3 separate regions of the Homo sapiens genome follow, and regions 2 and 3 are each linked to region 1. Evidence: chromatin loops called from intact Hi-C (ENCODE). Cell type or tissue: heart left ventricle. All regions are shown on one strand.

Evidence for each region. Hi-C counts contacts between places; a loop is a spot of excess contacts. Peaks named below come from ENCODE experiments on the same cell type or tissue, not always from the same donor. Only the 100,000 strongest peaks of a DNase experiment are listed, where the experiment ranks them.
Region 2: a loop joins it to region 1, with 6 times the contacts of the local background. A loop is called at or near these places in 15 of 110 quality-filtered maps.
Region 3: it touches region 1 in a loop (2.2-fold over the local background); 10 of 110 quality-filtered maps call a loop at or near these places.

Annotation. Positions count from the first base shown.
Region 1 is chr2:128,323,717-128,328,716 of GRCh38, reverse strand. No RefSeq gene overlaps it. Among named protein-coding and RNA genes, the nearest start is that of HS6ST1, 7.3 kb to the right of the region's middle. RefSeq lists an enhancer at 4,882-5,000. In heart left ventricle, a CTCF peak has its summit at 2,906; DNase peaks (open chromatin) are centred at 2,668 and 2,899; H3K27ac peaks cover 976 bases.
Region 2 is chr2:128,463,501-128,468,500 of GRCh38, reverse strand. The region is part of intron 1 of LOC105373611 (a long non-coding RNA gene); the gene reads right to left. Among named protein-coding and RNA genes, the nearest start is that of HS6ST1, 150 kb to the right of the region's middle. In heart left ventricle, no CTCF peak of the experiment used is centred here; DNase peaks (open chromatin) are centred at 1,080 and 1,950; H3K27ac peaks cover 1,946 bases.
Region 3 is chr2:128,385,210-128,390,209 of GRCh38, reverse strand. No RefSeq gene overlaps it. Among named protein-coding and RNA genes, the nearest start is that of HS6ST1, 69 kb to the right of the region's middle. RefSeq lists enhancers at 548-1,205, 4,522-5,000. In heart left ventricle, no CTCF peak of the experiment used is centred here; no DNase peak of the experiment used is centred here.

The DNA.
Region 1 (5,000 bases):
GAGCCAAGATGGCACCACTGCACTCTAGCCAGGGCGACAGAGCAAGACTGCATTTCAAAATAAATAAATAAATAAATTTTTTGCTCTTTTCAAATTCAGAAAGATTTTAAGAAATGACAATAGTCTATGCTGTAAGGGGGTGAGGCGGCACTGCCATTTACTGCTTATGGGAGGCCAAACTTGAACCATCCTGGAAAGGAGCTTGGCACTAAGAATTAAGGCTCTTCAAATGATTCCTCCCCCCAGCCCCCATTTGGTCCAGCAAATGCTCCTTTAATAAAGTATCCAAAAAAGCCTGAAATGCAGACAACAATTTGTGCATAAGAGTGTTCCTTACAGCATTCTTTTAAATGAGAAAAAAATGAACAATCAGAAACAAAAAAGTGAAATACCAAAGAAGTGTAAAGGCCCAACACTAAGGAAACAGTGAAGTAAATTATGGTATGTCCAAAATTGGAAATATTGAGTAGTCAAATATTATGTTTATGAAGTTATTCTTAGCAATTTACGAAAATGCTTGGGATAAAATATTAAGCGAAATAAAGCAAGATTCAACACCATGCATGTGGTGTGCTCTCAACTGCTACATGAACATGCAAAAGAAAAAAGACCAGAAAGAAATAAAAACATCATTAGGAGTTCATTCTAAATAATTAAAGTATAGATGAATGGCATTTTTTCCTTACAACAGTTTTCTACTTCCCTACAGTTTAAATGTTTTCCAGAGTTGATAATTACAAAAAAAAAAAATCCACCTGTTAAAAATTTCAGAAACTGAATACGCTTCAGCTTGCTATTCCACTCTGCCCCAGCCCAGGCCCAGGTGCTACAGTGGGAAATGGGTGCATCTGAAGGGGGCGGGTGACGTGGCTGCAGGGCAGGAATAAAACGGCCACTCTCCTCCCCTGAGCCTAGCTCCTGGAAGGAGGCTTGCCCACTAGCTCCTACAGATTCCAGCCCAGCATAGAGCCAGGCCCAAGCCACCACCCCTGTTCCAGGGACAGGTGGGCAGGTGGAATGGGTGTTCTCAGCCCTAGCTCCATGTCACAATCACTCACAAGCATTTCAAACTTGGTGCCCAGGCCCCCTACAAGAGGCCCCCTACAGACTCTGGCTGGCCCTGGAGCCAGCATTTCAAAGTTATCCATCTGATTCTCTTTGCCCAGGGCCTAGCCCTGCTGGGGAAGTAAAATCCTGGTAAAAGGGGCACAAAAACCAGAGGGCTAGAGATGGCGGAGGATGGTCGGAGGGTGCTTGGACTGGGCCTGTGCCACTTGCCTGAACCTGGGAGCAGGACTGCCCCTCTCATTGGCAGTCCCAGCCAGGGCAGCAAGCCAGACCAGGCCCCACAGGCCAAGGCTGGGAGGCGCAGGCCAGCACTGGGCTGCAGTCACAGGGAGTCTCGGGCGAACAGAGCAGGTGCCTGGACAGGACTGCTCTTCCATCATTCATACCCACCTTTGATGAGTACTGATCAGACGGCAGGTGGGCAGGGCCCACACGGTGCACCCTGTAGGCCTCACAGGGCCAGGAGACTGGCACCGTGATGCCCACTCCCTCCAGACGCAGATGTACTTTTCTTTCTTTCTTTTTTTTTTTTTTGAGACAGAGTTTCACTCTTGTTGCCCAGGCTGGAGTGCAATGGCGCAATCTCGGCTCACCACAACCTCCACCTCCCGGGTTCAAGCGATTCTCCTGCCTCAGCCTCCCAAGTAGCTGAGATTACAGGCATGTGCCACCATGCCCAGCTGATTTTGCATTTTTAGTAGAGACGGGGTTTCTCTATGTTGGTCAGGCTGGTCTCAAACTCCCAACCTCAGGTAATCCGCCCGCCTCGGCCTCCCAAAGTGCTGGGATTACAGGCGGGAGCCACTGCACCTGGTCAGATGTGCTTTTCTTCACGTTAAACTTTTTATTATAACTGTGGGTTTGCACGCAGTTGAGTTCCTTCACCAGTCTCCCCCAGTGGCAAGTGGCTAACATCCTGTGGAAATACAGCACAGTATTTCAAGCAGGCTATAACACGGGGACAGCAGCAACCTTGTTCAGATTTCCCCAGTTCTGCCTGCTCTCATTGGTGTGTGTGTGTTCAGTTCTGTACAACTTGATCACATTGTTTGAAATATGTGAATACACCCATCTCATTTGCATCTCCTGGTCCTGCCACCTCCCTCTTCTGCAGGAGGCATCTTTTTGCCTCAGGCGGCCTGGACTCTCAAGAATGAAAACTCGGCTTTAGAATTCCAAAACCAGGCTTTCTGAGTTTGCACCTGGCCCACGGGCTTGAAAGGCAGACTTTGTTGAGATGAGGATTTTGTAAATCTTTTATCTCTTAATATTTCAAGATAGGAGTAGATGTCCTGGAATACAGAGGTGTCTGTGAGGGGCTCTGTCTGCCCTTAGGAGCCTCTGGGTATAGGCTGCTCTGCAGGGCAGGCCCAGCAGGATAGACACGGTGGAGCAGAGGGGCTGAGTTTGTCCTTCCTGGGTTTCTCTGTGGCAGAAATAGAGCCCAGAGGCTTCTTATGCCTCAAATGGGGATGCAGAGCTTGACTGAGGTATGGGCAGGGGCAGGCTGGCCCCCCCATGGCCCACCGGGGCTGGGCTTTTCCCATGACAGCCAGGTCTGGGGGTTGTGGTAAGGCCCAGAGTCCTGCCAGCTGCAGGCCTGGTGCCTGTGCCCATGGCACGCCAAGCAGGCTCCATCAGCCTCCCTAGCTGGACAGTGGCCAGCTCACACCGGGGCCAGCCGCTGCCTATGAACCTCGCCCTTTGCTCTTGCTTTGGGGCCCTCTGGGACTCCCAAAGAATTCAGATCTCGGAAGACCACACATTCTCTTGGGGTGTGTGAGTAGGGACCAAGCAGCCTTGAGACAGGGCCCGAGGGTGACCTGAAGCTAGAAAGCAGAGGGCAGCACTAGCAGGGAAAGCCTGTGTTGTCCTGGGTTGGCTTTTGGTGCTCCGCTGGAGAGGGCAGGCTGCAGCAGGGACAGGCACGTGCTGCCAGCCGTGGAAGCCGGAGACTCCGGGTAAGGGCAGGAATTGGCTCACTGTGCTACCCTCTCTACTTCTGTGTGAATTTAAACTCTTCGTAAACAAAAGTCAAGAAATCAAATAGAGCCTAACAATTATTGGATCAGACTGGGATTACAGGATGGAAGTAATACAGGTTTTCTCTGCCACACAGTGGGATGGGCTCTCAAGAAGATGGGAGCAGATAAAAAGAAAAAGCTATGATTGAGTTCTGGTCTGGACAAGGAGGTATAGACCCATTTCTCCAGCTCCCCTCTTCTAAGCTCAGCTACAAACCCTGGAAATGGCACCAGAGATAGAGTCAAAGGAGGGCGTGGAAAGATGGAAGAGGAAGGTAAGCGCGTCAAGACCCTAGGACAGGAGGAACAGCCCAGCAGCAGGGCACCTTACAACCCCACCCGGCAGGAGGACGTGGTCCAGGCCGGGCTGGGGGCTGGGGGCTAGGCTCTGCCCAGGAGCCCAGGACTTGGGTTTCTCCAAGGGCTGGGAGTCGGGAAATGGGAAGGTGGAGAGGACCCTCAACCAAGGCTCTCACCAGGGAGGGGACACTGTCCCCTTGGCCAAGTCACTATCCTCTGCTCAGCCTCAGCTCCCTGACCTGAGAAATGAGGGAATTATGCCCATAGGGCAGCCGAGAGCACTGAATACAATCATGCACAGAGGAGGCCAGCGCACAGGAGGGCCTGGCACACAGGAGAAGCCGAGTAGCTGGTTTTGAATATGCGGATGCTGATAGGGTGCTTCCCACAAATCGACAGTAGGAATACCTAGCCCTTGGCGTAGACAGGGCTGTGGAATAAGCGTTTGCTTGCTTATTGCTTACCATGACCCTATGAAGTAGGTCCCATTATTATCCTCACTTTACAGATGAGGAAACCAAGGCTCAGAGAGGTTAAGTAACTTGGTGAAGGCCACACAGCTGGTTAGACAGAGCTGGGGTGTGAACATAGCACCTTTACTCCTAATGATAATGTTTAACTTTGTTTTCCTACAACTGAGGCTGAGACCTTCCTCCTTGGCCCCCAGCCCAGGTGGTCCCTCCAGGGACCAGCCTGAGGGTAGGAGGAGTGTCCCAACCCCAGTCACCCAAAAGCCAAAGTCAAGGGCAAAACACGTACCAGGAGGCCCTCACCCGGCCCAAGGCTGGTCAAGACTGCATGGCAGTCACGACGGTATAGACGTGGGTGGCATTGGTGTGGACTCCCTTCTCCAGCCCCCTTACCTGAGGGGTGCCTCTCCCAGCCTCGCGGCCTCAGCTGAGCACCCACTGGCTCTGTGACCTTGGCAAGTGGCCTCATGTCCCTGGGGCTCAGCCTCCCCATCTGTAAGGAGAGGCCCACAGAGCTGCTGTTGGATTATAAGAGATGTGACTGACAAGGGCTCAGCACGCAGACCTTGCCCATAGGGTGATTATTGTTGTCAAAGACACAGCCTGAGGCCCTGGGTGGAGCACAGCCTCCAGCCCAGCAGGTGTGAGCCATACCCCATCCCGTCTGCTGACAGAAATGTGCCTCCCTCTTTTCTGCTGGCCTGAACAGCACCACAGCACTTGTCACCAGCCCAGGCCTTCAGCCAGGTGGACGACCTGGTGTACCACACACCCATGGTGTGACCCTGTCCCTGGATGCTCTGAGAATAGAGGAGATGCTGTTGCTGCCCCATAGGCCCTGGGCCCAGAGAAGGACGCAGACTCCTCCCACCAGGAGCCAAGGTTACCCTCCCCCAACCCTGAGTGTCTAATTCCCACGAACTCTCCTTCTTAAAGGAGGGCAGGGAGAGAAACGAACAGCAAGAACCATAGCTATTTGGTGCAAAAAGAAACGTGGTCACTGAGAGATTCCAGGAAGTGTCAAGGCCAGCCAGGTTTACCGCTGCCGTGCTGAGCCCTGGCCTAGGGACAGGTGAGCCCCCTCCCCACAGTGCCACAGGGGCGGGCAGGGCCTGCTCCATAAAGCCATCATTGTGTC
Region 2 (5,000 bases), 140 kb before region 1:
GAATGAGCTGCTATGCCCCAGGAACATGGTCAATGGGAAGTCACCCACTCCTCAGGCACTACTGGCCTGTCCTCTCCCAGCCAGGCCTCCCTCAGGCAGAGTGCAGATGTGCTCTCAGGCATCGCTTGGCCATCAGCCTATGACTGTCCACAGGGTTAGCACCAGGTACAGGTGAGCTCCAGTAGGCCCTCCTGGCCAGGCAGGCTGTGAAGGTGTCCCAGGGTAGGAGATGTTCAGGCCTGGCCTGAGGCCTGAATGACTTGTGTCAGCTGAGCAACAGAAGAGGACACTCCAGGCCAAAAATGCTGCTAGTGTTGTAATCAGCCAATGGGTTCTTCCTGCCTGCTACACAAACAAAATCAACACACTAAGACCATGATATTGCAGTAAAGAAAGAATTTAGTTGATGTGAGGCCAGCCACGCCATTGAGGAGACAAAGTTATTACTCAAATCAATCTCCCTGAAGGTTAGAGGTTTTCCAAAGATAGTTTAGTGGGCAGGGGACTAAGGTAGGAGGCATGCTGATTGGTTGGGTCGGAGATGAAATCATAGGGAATGGAAGCTGTCCTCTTGTGCTGAGTCGGCTGCTGGGTGGGGCCACAGGACTGGCTTGCAGGTCCAGTCACAGTCATCAGAAATGTGAAAACCTAAAAAGACATCTCAAACGGCCAAACTTAGTGACAGCAGCAGCGGCTCATCTGGAGAGGCCACTGCCATCATGCTGGTTCCAGCAGGGAGGCACAGCTGGGACTGCACACTCCACAGAGCCAGTAGGAGCCAGGGATAAGTGGGAGCCCTGCCCCTTACAAGTTGGTGGGGCGGGAGCTCCCCGGGTGCAGCTACAGCTGCCCAAGTTGTGGCTGCGAAACCAGGCCTCCCTGTGCTCTTGGAGGGACCGGGAGCAGACAGGAGCCCTGCCTTTGCCACAGCTGCAGAGCCAGGCATCTTTGCACTCTCAGGGTCCCGAGAAGGCCCCCTCCTGCCCCTGAAGGCTGAGTTGTCTGCTCCCACTGCCTGGCCTCTCCTGACTCCTGGCTCCCACTCCAATCTTCAAGTGGGGTTGGGGCCAAGCCCAGGCACTGATATAGCCCAGCTGGGTGTGCGCACACTCAGGGCAGTGCTGACACACCAACCCCCTGCTGGCTTGGCCCTCTCTGGACTTTGGGTGCCAAGAAGCATGGGAGGGAAGTTAAGGGTTGGCTGAAGGCAGCTCGGCGATGGCCTACAGGCACCCCTGGCATGAATAGCCTGGGCACTATGAATGGCAGCAGGAGGCAGAGAGGCTCCTGGGTGGATGGGGAAGGGTTCCCAGTGAGGCCCCACCTTCAGGCCAGGGAGGGCCTGAAGACTGGGGGCTGGGCTGCCAGTCCCATGGACCAGAGTGGGAACTTGTGGTGTCTTTCCTGGGCCCGCCCATGGCTACCAACAGCTGACCACAGACCAACTGGCGTGGACTTTCTCCCTTTTGAAGCCCATAAAAGCCCCAGGCTCAGCCAGAGCTGAGCAGACATTGAGACAACCATCTGCAGAGAGGAGCTACTCACTCTAGGAGTCTGCTTGCCTCCTTCTTCCTGGACACAGGACAAGAACTTGGGACCTGCTGAATGGTAGGTCTAAAAGAGTTGTAACATAAACAGGGCTAAAACATGCCTCTTGCTCACCACATTGCAGGTGAGAAGGTGAGAAGAGCTGCAGCCCTTTGGGGAGCCCAGACTAGGAGTTCCTGGAAGTAGGGCTGTGACTCCCTCTTTGGAGCCCTGTAGTTCCTGGATTCTCCAAGCTTCCAGGTGCTACTGTGTTCCCCAGTGGCAGCCGTGGAAGCTGCTTGTGGTGTGCCTGGTCCAGCCACAACCTCACAGAGAGCCAGTGCCCATGCCTGCACCCGGAGCTGCCTACCCTGCTGCAGCAGCCAGTGTGCCTGACTGGGCATGGTGGCTGGACTCCAGGCTCACTCACTTACACACCCCTTATTGCTCCATGCCTGGCTTGCCCTTGGCAGGCATGGGATCCAGGCTGGCAGCATGAGCCAAGCACAGCCTGCTAGGCCAAGTGGGTGGAATGAGCCCAGCAGGCCTGAGCAAAACTTGGGCAAAGGCATCTCCAGCTACAGAGGTTTCCAGCCAGAAAAGTGACATCCCGAAGAGCCCATAACATTTGGTTCTACAATAGTGATGTTATCTGCAAGAATAATTGGGGAAGTTGCAAGTCTTATGACCTCCAGAATAATGAACTGGTAATTATTGAAAATTCAAGCCCCTCTCATCCTCCTAACTTGATGGATTTTCATTAGTTTTACAAGAACAGTTTGGGAGAAGGGTTATTATCATTTAAACTATAAATCAAAAAAAATAAAAATAAAAAAATAAACTATAAATCAAATTCTCACAAAGTTAGCTTGGCCCACACCCACCAAGGAATGAGCAAAGACATAGAAGCAAGATGGAGTCCACCATGTCAGATTTTTCTTACTATCATACATTTGCAAAGGTGGTTTCAGCATGAGGGTGAGGAGCATCCTGAGAAGGCCAGGGCCTCAGAGCAGGAGAAAGGTCAGTCCAGAGGGCCTGAAGGCCCTGCCAGGGATGTGCACTTCATCCTGCAAGTGTAGGGGTGACATGAATCTTCTTAGAGCTACATTACGGATGGGACCAATGTGCCATTCCCCAGGGGACAGATGTGTGAGGTCCTGCTGGTATCCAGGTCATAACCTTCCCCACCCTGCAGGGCAGGGCTCCTAGAAGCCCCCTGGCACTGCACACCCCAGAGATTCATCAGGCAGCAGGACAGATGAGGTCCTGCCCTCTCAGAACCCACAGACAGGGAACAGAAGCAGCAGACTAGCTTGGGGACCATCCTGAGGGGGCAGGTGCTCTTTCTCCTGGAGTGTCCCAGAGTGGTTTCTCAAAGAAGACAGGCAGCACCCAAGCAGCTTCATGGGAAAGTGGGCATCAGGCAGAGGAACCCACAGGGGCAAAGCTGGGTGTGCAGAGTCTCAGTTCTGATGCCAGGGAAAGTGAGAGGGAGGCTGGCGGGTGAAGAAAGCCAGGGGGAGGGTGCCACTCCCATACTGCCCCACAGGGCAAACACTGAGGACAACCTGGCCCAGCCCAGGAAAACAAAGCTCCACCTGCACCCAGGCCTCTGCAGGCAGCTCCTTCCCAGCGCCCAGCACTCACACATCAGGAGGCTGGGACAATTTGGAGGAGTGGGGGCAGGAAGGGGGGCAGCAGGAGGACCCCTTCGGCATTCTGTTCTCTTTTGGTGAGGCCTTTCCTTGCTTAGACCCTAAGCATCCTCCTTTAGTGCTTCACAGATTGAATGTAAAATTCATCAGAGGCTCTCGGTAGATGCCCAGCCCCACACTAAGCCCTATAAGAGGAAAATGCACTCCCCAACCAGTTCATAACATAGTTTTCATCTCACCAGAAGGATAGGTCTCAACTCTGAAAAATTGGAAAATGCAGGAAAATACAAGGAAAATTTGAAAGTGTCTATAATCCTACTTTATTGTTGGTATTTAGGTATTTTCCTACATATACAGATATGCAAAATTATATTCAAATGGTGTTTCTGTGTTTATTTTAATCTATAGAAGCTGGATTTTCTGCCCTTCTAAGTAGCATTGTTTTTTGTTTTGTTTTGTTTATTGCAAGGTAGAGCAGTGAGGAATGGAGGCATAGCTGGCACTTTTGTGACCTTTTAGAACCCTTGGTTTGCAGGCTGATGATAGGTCAGCCTGCACAAAGACCCCTGCCTTGGGGAGGGTGTGGAACCAGACCCCCACCTCTGCTTCCTGAGAAGTGAAGTGAGGGTCACCTGTTAGGACCTATGTACTACATTATCCTAAGGAAAGGCCCTACTGGTGACCTGGAGTCAATGCCAGTGGCAGGGACCAGAGAAGCACTGCTTTGGGTCCAAACGCACCTCATCCTAGAGGGTCTCTGGGAAGTAATGCTGAGCATAGGAGATGACCCCAAAAGAGCTACCCTGTGCAGAGAAGCACCAGCAAAGGGATCTCCCCAGTAGGAGACCAGTGTCTCCATCCAACAACCAGCAGTCGGTATGGGGTGAGGATCCTCAAAACAATGATAAAAGGGATGAGACACTAGGTCTCTCTCACTCCACGTCTAATCTTGGTTTGTTTTGATTACTGTAACTTTGTAATAAGTTTTGCAATCAGAAAGTGTGACTCCTCTCACTTTGTTTTTGTTTTACTTTTTCAACATTTTTTTGGCTACCTGGGGTCCCTTGCAATTCCATATTCAAGGCTTGTTTTTTTCATTTGTGCGAAATAAGTCATTGGAATTTTGATAGAGACTGCACTGAATCAACAAATTGCTCCATGAACATGCGCTGTCTATTTAATTCAGTGTTCTAAAATTTCTTTCAGCAATGTTTTATAGTTTTCACTGTACAAGTCTTTCACATCATTGATTAAATTTAATCCCAGGTATTGTATATTTTGGATAAAATTGTAAATGAAATTGTTTTCTTAATTTCCTTTCGTATTGTTCACTGCTGGTTTATAAAATCACAACTTACTTTCATGTATTGACCTCGTATCCTACAACTTGCCTAAATGTGTTTATTGCCTCTAGTAGTTATTTGTGATTTATTTGTGATTTTCAACCTATAAAATCATGTCATCATCAAATGGAAATCGTTTCACTTCATTCTTTCCAATCTGAGTGCCTTTTCTTTCTTCATCTTGCTAACTGCTCTGTCTAGGACCTCCAGTACAAGGTTGAGTAGAAACAGTGAAAGGGGACAGCCTTGTCCTGCTCCTGATATGGGCTTTCAATCTTTGAGTATAATATTAGCTGTGGTTTTTTTCATAAATGTCTTTTATCATGTTAAGGAAGTTTTCTTCTCTTCCTAGTTTGCTTAGTGTTTTTATCATGAGAAAGTATTTAATTTTGATACTTTTTTCCTGTATCTATTGAGATGCATGTGGGGTTTTTTTCCTTCATTCTATTAATACAATATATCACACTGATTA
Region 3 (5,000 bases), 61 kb before region 1:
CATAGTCTAGGAAAGAAAATACTATGCATTTGTTTCTTATTAATTTACACTCAAATCATTAAAAACATGTTTTTGCAAGAATTTTTAACATCCACAAGGCTCTTTTTTTAACCTCTTATAAGTCATTTTAGTACTCTTTTTCTCAAGGAAGAGGAAAATGTATTTTTGCCAAGAATAAGCTCCTTGCTTCAATTTTGATTCAGCGTTTAGTCCCAGGCTCATAAACTCCAGCAGGGCTTGGGCCAACTGAGAAATGAAATTCTCCCCCAGCCGTGAGTCTCCAAATAATAACCCAAGATTGTAACCAGCATGATTTTCCCACACACGCAAAGCCAAACAAAACTGGGAAATGAAGATGGGATATGCTCCACTAGTTTGGCTTCTGCTCATATCCAGTGGGCCCCCAACAGAGTCCCCTAGGGAGTCCACAAGCATTCCGAGCCCCAGACGAGAGGTTTTCAGCCAGGGTACCTCAGCACCCTGGCTCCACGAGACTGCGCAGCCATAGACGATGCACATGGTCAGGCCGAGCTGGGCCTGGGGACCCCCCGGGCCACTGCATGCTGTGGATGGCAGGCAGCACAGCCAAGCCGGCACTAAAGGAAGGCTGTGCATGTGTGGGGATGCGAGAGAATTCTGCTCTTTGCATATGCACGGGAGCACAGGCAGAGCAGGAGACCAGTCACCCAGATGGGGCCAGCCCCAAAGGACAAGCAGAGGGTGATGGAGAAGTTTGGGTGATTTTGTAGATACGATTAGCATCATAATGCTGCAGTGATGACTGAGCTGACGCCATCCCTGCTGTGTGCACGCTTAGTGCTGTGGACTGAATATTAGCATCCCCCCACCCCTGCCAAATTTACATGTTGAAGCCCCTAATCCCCAATGTGATGGTATTTGGAGATGAGGCCTTTGAAGGAAATGAGGGTTAGATGGGGTCATACGGGTATGGCCCTCATGATGGGAATAGTGTCCTTATGAGAAGAGATGCCATATGAGCACACAGCGAGAAAGCAGTTGTCTGCAAGCCAGGAAGAGAGTCCTCACCAAACCCACCCCTGCTGGCACACTGATTTCAAACTTCCCAGCCTCCAGAAGTGTGAGAAAATAAATGTCTGTTGTTGAAGCCATTCTGACTATGGTATTTTGTGATGGCAGCCCAAGCCGACTAAGACACCTAGTCAGAGTTTTAATCCCTGCAAGGACACCTCAGAGTCCTAGAGTTTGCAAACATGCCGTCAAGACTGGAGAAGGAGAACTACTACTAGCTGGGCTGGCAGGACGCGGCAGCGTGGACAGGTGGGAGTGAGTCCCGTCCACAGCACATTTGGATCTGTTTATCTTCCTGTCTCTGTTCTGGTTCATCCCACTCCACCCCGTGAGGACGCCCTCCTCCTAGGCTCCCCAGCACTCAAGGCTCCTGTCCTTCAGTCACCTAAGTCTCTTTTCAGCATGGTAGAGGGCTTCCCCGGACTGCACCTGGCAGGTTGGCTGAGAACTTCCTCTGAAGCCCGACAGTGCAGAAGCCTGGACCCACCCCTGAAGGCTGATTTTATAGCTCTGGAATCTGAATTTAGGGCAAGGGCCACAGATGTTTCTGGTAAGAAACTGCTGATGCAGCAGAAGCTCTAAAGCCTTTACAAGCACACAAACCTGACTTTGAGGCCCAGCCCTGCCACTTTTGAGCTGTGTGACCACAGGTAGTTTACTCAGCCTTGCTAAGCCTCAGTTTTCTTACACTCACATTACACTGGAAAAAACGGAATCCTGGATTCATTTTTCTTATTGCTGGAATTAACCCTCTATTAATTCTTTCAGAGAGGCATGTGTGATTGATTTCCTGGGTCTTTCTATGTCCTAAATTGCCCTTACAGTGCTATCATACAAAATCGATTTTGAGTATGAAGTTCAATACTCAGAGACGTTATTGTATCCCTGCACTTTGAAGGCCTTGCCCCATTCCCTATAGCAATTTTCTTAATGAGAGACTGATGTCATCTGATTCTCATGTTTTTGTGGTAAAGTTCCTTTTTTTCTGTTTTTAGTTTGGGTTTTGTTTTTTCTGGGAGTCCTTTATCACTCATGTTCTGAAATTTCAATATAGGTGACCAGCTATGTCACTTTTTTGGTTGCTCATCTGTTTTTGTCTTGCTTGACATTTTCTCCTCCTTTTCAACCTGAGGATTTGGGCTTTTTTGTTTGTTATGTAATATTCTTATATATTTTTATTTAAATAGTGTCTACCCTCCTTTGTTCTGTTCTTTCCCTCTGGCACATCCACGTAGAGGAATGCTTGAGTTTCAGAAGGTATCTCCATGTCTCAACTTTGTTTTTTCATTTTCCATCTCATTATCCCTTTAGGAAAAACTCACTCCCAGAGAAATAAAGTAATAAAGAAATTAGACCTTTAAAAGTAGGAATAATTATTATTCCCTGAGAGACAAAGAAAATGTTGCATCCATGAAATAAGAATAAGAGGTTATGAAAAAGAATGAATTAATAGAGCTTGGCAATGAGAAATTCAGCACATCGCTGGATGATAGGATAGGTGGCGCTGAAGAGTGCCCTGTCATTAGAAGGTTGCGCTGAGAAACTGTGCTGGAGCCTGGCTACTCAGAGTGTGGGCCACAGACCCACACTCTGCATCAGCACCACCCACACGCTTGTGAGCAATGCAGTCTCAGGATCACAACCAGCATTGAAGACCCAGGCAACATGCATATATTGCAATTTAAGAAGCACTGGACTAATTTTTGTGTTTCTGTAGAGATGGGGTTTCACCATGTTGGCCAGGCTGGTATCGAACTTCTGACCTCAGGTGATCTGCCCGCCTCAGCCTCCCAAAGTGCTGGGATTACAGGCGTGAGCCACCACGCCCTGCCTCGGTGATTCTTAATTCCAGCAATCTTGGTAGTGGAGGTCCAATCACTCGGTCTGCTTCAGTGTGAGAGGCCTGCCTGGGGGCAGATGTGGGAGCTTTGCAGTGAACAGGGAGGAGCAGGAAGTACCATCGGTGGGGACACTTCTACAGCTCCTTTTCTAAATTTGGGCAGCCCTCTTTCTTATGGGTTCATTGTGTCCCCCTAAAATGCATATGTTGAAGTACTAACCCCCAGGTCTGCAGAATGTGACTTTGTTTAGAAATAGAGTTGTTACAGATAGAATTAGTTAAGTTAAAATGAGGTCATGCTGGCTGGGCACGGTGGCTCACACCTGTAATCCCAGCACTTTGGGAGGCCGAGGTGGGTGGATCATGAGGTCAAGAGATCAAGACCATCCTGGCCAACATGGTGAAACCCCGTCTGTACTAAAAATACAAAAATTAGCCGGGCGTGGTGGCACACGCCTGTAGTCCCAGCTACTCAGGAGGCTGAGGCAGGAGAATCGCTTGAACCCAGGAGGCAGAGGTTGCAGTGAGCCAAGATCGCACCACTGCACTCCAGCCTGGCGACAGAGCAAGACTCCTGTCTCAAAAAAATGAGGTCGTGCTGGGGTATGTAGGGGCCCTGATCCAATCTCACTAGTATCCTTAGACAACAGACAGGAAAATTCCGAACCAGATGCACACACAGAGGGAACACCCTGTGAAGATGAAGGCAGACTGGAGTGAGGCAAGCCAAGGAATGCCGAAGATGGCCAGCAAACCACCAGAAGCCAGCAGAGGAGCACGGTAGATTCTTGCTCACAGCCTCAGAAGGAACCAGCCTCACCTACACCTTCATCGCAGACTCCCAGCCTCCAGAACCCTAAGGAAATGCATTTCTGCGCTTTCAGCCACCCAGCCTGTGGCGCTTTGTTACAGCAGCCCAACCTAAGACACCGTTCCACCTAGCCCCCATCATGCCCTTGGGCACCGTCCTGTCCCTAAGGCGAGATCCCTGTTCCCAGCAGGAGTCAGATGCCCCTATCACTGCTGCCTGGGCGAAGTAGGGGGAAAAGCACCTTATCAGCTCCCACTTGCCACCGCTGGGGCGCCCAGATGGATCCTCGGAGGCAGCTGCTAAGCCTCCCTCTTGGGTGGATCCACGCCCTGCCTGCGGGCCTCTGCCTCTCCAGTACTCTTCCTCAGCCCCTGCAGCGTGCCGCTGTACGTCCAACCCTGCCTGCTCTCTTCTTGGCAGGGATTCCTTGCAATGTCTGGTGCCCTGAGGGTTCTCATGTTTGTTTTTGATCACGTTTGTGTATTTACTTAGTTTCCTTTTAAAATAATTTCTAGAGGGAGGAGCTTAAGTTCAGTCCACCATTTTGAAACAGAAGTTGAAAATTATTTCCATGGCAGACACTTAGTCCAAGAGCAGACAAAATGAGGTAAGACATCTCCAAGCACTTGGGGAAATGCAAAGGTATTACCCCTAGTTGATCCAAATTTTCTAATACATCACATCCTATTAAATGCAAAGTATTTCTCTTATCCAGCAACATGCAGGATGGAGGAAACGAGTCTCCAATCTGAAATGGAAAACACTATGTTTGGGGCTTGCTCTGGGGTCGTGGGGTGGAAGACTGTCCAGGCCATCCCTGGGCTCTGCTATGTACCTGGGGTGGGATGCCATCTCTCACATCCTGGCCCCAGAAAGATGACCACCACCACGAGCTGGGGGCTCCTGGAGCCTGGATTCTTAGCAACACAAATGGAGCTCAGTGGAAGCTACTGCCCAGTCAGGGACAGCAGAAGACAGAGCTTTATCTCCTGCCCCTTAACAGCCTGAGCGCCGTGCCCCGACCTGTGTGTGCACACACACGCATGCACACACACAGGCATTACCAACCCATTTCCCCAAGGCAAATAGTAACTTTGGAAATGTAGGGCATGCGGTAGGTCAGAAATGGATTGAGACAGATTCATTTAGATTAGATTAGACCAGATTCGATTAGAGACAGAGGGGAGGGAAGTTTGTTGTCCCATCTGCCCTCCATTGGCGGCCCGCCGTGGTTTCCAGAGGGTCTCAGGCACTGGTGGGCACTGGGCTTCCCAGCCTGTCGGAGGTCCACGTCCCTAA